Regions from separate parts of the Mus musculus genome. Here region 2 is linked to region 1. A link is a loop called in an ENCODE intact Hi-C map of the cell type or tissue named here. Cell type or tissue: gastrocnemius. All regions are shown on one strand.

Region 1 (2,500 bases):
CGGTATGACTGTTCAGTGAAGAAAGTCAGAACAGGGTCAGGACAGAAACCCGGAGGCAGGCGTTGAAGCAGAGGTCACGGAGGAGTGCTGCTTACTGGCTGGCCTCACGCTCAGCCTAAGTATAGACTTAGGACCAAGCCCAGGGGCAGGGGCGGCCCCACCCACAATGGGCAGAGCCTTCCCACATCAACTGCTAATTAAGAAAATCCCCCACAGCCCATCTTATGGAGGCATTTTCTCAACTGAGGCCCCTTCCTGGCAGGTGATTCTATATTGTGTCAAGATGGCATAAACTAGCCAGGACAGTCAGTCAACAATAGAGTCAGAGATTTGTTGTCCCCCTTTATTACCATTGAATAGTGATAAGAAACACCGAGTGAATTTTGAGTCATAATTACTAGATTCAGGTAGGACTGTTTCTTTGGGGATGGGTTTTGATTCGCCTTTCTTAACCCAGAGCCTTTTATCACAAGGCAAGTTTTTAGGAATTAAGAACACTGTCTTCTTTTAAAATTTGCAGAGACCTTTAGTAAAAATGCAGAGACCTCCTCATTTCAGCCACTCAGCTTAGAATGCCAACTTGGAAACTGCCTGATGTCACTTCACTGGCTGTGACTTCTGCCTTTAAGTGAGAAGTCTTAGTTTTTAACACATGGGTTCTTCTTTCTTTCTTTTTGCCCATTCATAATTTTCCCAAATTAAAAAATATATATCCTCAGCCATTAAAAACAAAAGTAACAAAAAAGAAGGGTTGTGAAATAGACAAGTTTTGTTCCTTGTCACCTGTATTTGTCCTCCTTGTTGAAGGTGCTTTGATGAATTCTCCTGTGCATCTTCTTTACCAGTGAAGTTCCTGGTCTTGCCTCCGTATCTCCTCAGGTGGCTATGAAAGGAATTTGGGGATTCATGAACTAAAATTAAATATGTGTGTGTGTGTGTGTGTGTGTATATATGTGTGTATATGTATGTATGTATATATATACATACATGTACATACACACACACATATACAAACATAACTCAGGCTGGACAGATGGCTCAGAGGTTAAGATCACTAGCTGCTCCTCCAGAGGTCCTAAGTTCAATTCCCAACAACCACATGGTGGCTCACAACCATCTGTAATGAGATCCGATGCCCTGTTCTGTTGTGTCTGAAGACAGCGACAGTGTACTTATATGCATTAAATAAATAAATAAATATTTTTTAAATGCACTGGAGAGAATCCATAGGGACCTCTTGACTTTCGCTTGGCATCTGAAAAGTAAAAGTTAGCCCCTCTTCTCTCTCCTTTCTCTGTCTCAGAATTTACTTGCACCAAATACCACAGCCATGAACTCAGTAATTTGATAAGTCTTTAATTAATCTTTAATTTCTGTGTTTGACATGTACAGAGTTGTTTTGAGAGAAAAAAAGAAGCCCAAAGAAATCGTTCTAATAATGTGAAATTCCTGGACCAGATGATAATGAAGGAGATTTTAGGGTTGCCTTCAGATCATACCAGCAGGTGGAGTCGGATTCCACCTCTGCAGCTGGCCTGCTTTATCTTCTTCCTTTGCAGCTACATAGTGAGACTGTCTTTAAAGAAAATTCTTAGTTCTGAGAAGTCTCTGGAGACAGCTATAAAGCCAGCCGCATCTTTCTGTTACGTATTTTGCACATAATCACTGAATATATTTTCCGTGCATACAGCCCCACATCATCTTCATGCACAGCCATTGGAAATTAACCTTAAGTACCCCAATTCATTACCACATGCCTCTTTTTTATATTTTAACCACATTCCATTTTCAAACTGGGGCTTTACCATCCACTATGATTTATCTAAGATCTGTGTTAAGACACTCTTTGGTTTGAGGCTTAGTCCTAATTTATGCTGCTTTTTTAATTTTATGTTTTATTATTGGGTGTGCACGGAATGGGTGTGTGCATGTGTGTGTGTAAGTGGGTGCCTCTGTGTGTGTGTGAGTGAGAGAGAGAGAGAGAGAGAGAGAGAGAGAGAGAGAGAAATTCCTGTGCTCCAGGGAACATGCAGAGATCAGAGAACAGCTTTCTTGAGTTGAGTCTCTCCTACTCTGCCGCAGACCCTCTGGGCCCCTTTGTCTGCGTGGAACGGGTCTCTAGTCTCAGGTGGACAAAGCGTAGAATGATTGACAAACAGACGCACACAGGAGAGTTCGTGTGGAATCTGAATATAATTTTTCAAATCGAACATCAGACTTTTTATGCAGAAGACAATAAGGAAGTTGGGTGACATACCCGCAAGGTACAAATGAGGTAACCGGATGCTTAATGACTCTTACACAGAACAGAGGAATGAAAACGCAAAGACTGGCAGGAACTGGGCAATAAAATAACCGAGACAGAGTCAGCCCTATCTAAGGTCAGCTATAGTCTTAGAAGCCAGGTGTGAGAACTTTTCACTCCTAGGGCGAGGGCTTTCACACCCAAGTCATGGTTCTAACTAGGGAGTTCCGTTCTAGCTAACCATCTCATGAATAA
Region 2 (2,500 bases), 270 kb after region 1:
AATAACAGCACAAGACTAGAGCTGGAAAGCTAAGACAAATTAAGTTCTACCAACACTCATGCTCTAGTTTTGGCAGAGCAAAAACTCATGATTCTCAGCTTTCTGAGTGCTGGGGTTACAGGCATGTGTAGGACTGGAGGGATGTCTCAGCAGCTGAGAAGGTTAAGAACATGTAATACTTTTTGCAAAGGACCTAAGTTTGGCTCCTGGCACACAAGTGAGGCCGATCACATCTGCCTGTAACTCTAGCCCCAGGGGATCTGATCCCGTCTTCTGGCCTCCATGGGCACCAGCATACACTTGACATGCACTCACACACATACACATAAATAGAAATAATAACGAAATAAATGTGTTTTTAAGGTATGATAGTTGGGTGAAATGGAAGTGGAACCAAAAAAGCCACTAACTATGTAAATTCTATTTCTGCCATCCAGATAGTAAGAACGAACACTAAATAAAAATCAATATATCAGAAGATGCTAAAGACCCAAAAAAATTAATAACTCCCAAAATCTGATACTTCACATGGTATATTCTATAGATATATGTTCTACTCTGATGTTGAGCCCCAATATACATTAATAAGTAAAACTGTACTAACATCGTGGTACCACTCTAGGCCTGAAATTTACGGGACAAACCAGTTTCAGGAAACATTTCCATCTGGAAATGTCACGTTAAGGTAAAATACCCACTGCCACGTTAAGCACACCCAGCTGTCAACTAGTCTTGGGCCAGGCATGCATGCTGTTGACCAGGAAGGCAAAATGTCTCACATCTCCCAAAAGTAAAACACTCCACCACTTAAAGAGTTTCCTCTGCTGGGATGAATAAAGCAAATCCGATCTATATGCTGGACAGGATTATTTCAATCCTAAAGAAAGATGGAGGCACAGCATCTGCAGAAAGATGGGCTTGGCTGGGGGTGATAGAGCGAATACAGCCAAAGTCAGGAGAAAAGTGCTTTCTCTGTCTGTGGTTTCTAGAGAGAGAGATAAAATTACATATGTGTGCGTAAAGCACCTGTATGAAAGAAGGGAAACTGAGGAACAAAGGAAGTCACCAGAGTGGGAAGAGGGTAGGGGGAGCGCAGCATTTGCATACTTGTAAAAAGGGTTTTCAAGTAACATAGGCCTGTGAACAAATAATATGCACAGTGACAATGTTTAAAAACCAGAATTGTCTCTGTAAAACAAAGGGAGGAGAAACAACAGAGAGATCAGTGGTGTGGATGCATCCTTTCGCAGATCTCTCCAGTGGCCTGGGACAGAGAGCCCGGGACTGGGGAAGCACTACACTGATAGTTAAGATCCACAGCCAATAAGGAGCGTTCCCTGCTGCTGTCTGCCAGTGGCCCAGGGCCCAGGGCTCATTTGAAAAGTAGTGTGCTACTTGCCCCACCTGCTGTTCAGAGCTAAAACTGTGCTTTGATCGCTAGTTTCATGAGGCTTGAGAGCAAGCCCAGCTCTAGAGAGGGGAGAGGAAGCAAGTCTGGCCGGGCTGTCTTCCAGGGGAGGGGATGCAAGTCTGGCCGGGCTGTCTTCTGGGTGCTGAGCCCAGGGCCCTTCCAGCACAACAGGCTCAGGCCCTCACCCTCCTACTCTGGGCTGATGTTTATGTTCATTGTTTTGGAGTTGGAAAAGCGGCTTTGGAGGTGGAGTTAACACAACTTGCATTTGACAGAGAAGTCAGTCAACTGCTTTTTGATGAAGCTAAAAGACACAATTTTATGTTTCTTGGTTGGTTTGGTTTGCTTTGCTTTGCTTTGCTTTGTTTTTAAATGTGTAGGACATGTGTTTGGGGGACGGCAACAAACTTTGTAGCCCTCCTCACATCATGACCAGGTTTATATTGGGTGTGTTATAAACAGAGGAGCCATTCCTCAGGCCCCCTGCTCTGAGCACACCCGTTTACAGGTTAGCTTTCGACTCTAGGTCTCTAGTATTTGTTTCTTGGGAACAGTGGTGTCCTGCTAGATGTGGTAGCACTTGCCTATAATCCCCACAGGAGGATCAAGGCCATCTCAAGCTACAGTATCTTGTTCCAGGACAGCCTGGGCTGTGGAATAGAAGACCGTGCCTAATAACAATCAAAGAGAGAAAAAAGAGAATCCTGTGATCAGAACTTTTGTTGATGGACAATGCTGTTGTGTCACACTTCTAAGTAATCCACACTCCAGAGTGTAGAAAGTACAGACTGCATCTAACACGTAAACAACCACACAAAAAAACACAAGGTCAAATGAGCAGACATAAACTATAACAGCACAACTCTAGATGCCCAAGGAACTCAAAACATACATGCACACATGAAATTCACACAGCACATTTAAGTATTCGCTAACTGAACAGTTTTAATTTTCCAGTCATAAATGATAAGGATCCATTCATACATATGGAAGCACATATAGCTCTTTATACACAGTGACTGTCTCACTGAATACACAATCAATTAACAATGTCTCTTGGTGTTATAACGTGATTTGATAAATACAAAA

The links. Hi-C counts contacts between places; a loop is a spot of excess contacts. Peaks named below come from ENCODE experiments on the same cell type or tissue, not always from the same donor. Only the 100,000 strongest peaks of a DNase experiment are listed, where the experiment ranks them.
Region 2: a loop joins it to region 1, with 7 times the contacts of the local background. A loop is called at or near these places in 31 of 42 quality-filtered maps.

The regions. Positions count from the first base shown.
Region 1 is chr2:112,766,894-112,769,393 of GRCm38, reverse strand. All of the region lies in intron 48 of Ryr3 (ryanodine receptor 3), which reads left to right. Among named protein-coding and RNA genes, the nearest start is that of Gm22676, 270 kb to the right of the region's middle. In gastrocnemius, a CTCF peak has its summit at 1,500 (motif pointing right); a DNase peak (open chromatin) is centred at 1,531.
Region 2 is chr2:112,500,281-112,502,780 of GRCm38, reverse strand. All of the region lies in intron 1 of Aven (apoptosis, caspase activation inhibitor), which reads right to left. It overlaps Gm22676 (a small nucleolar RNA gene), which reads right to left and starts at 1,912; the gene lies at 1,784-1,912. It also overlaps a transcript of Chrm5 not described here. In gastrocnemius, a CTCF peak has its summit at 1,404; a DNase peak (open chromatin) is centred at 1,381; H3K27ac peaks cover 1,217 bases.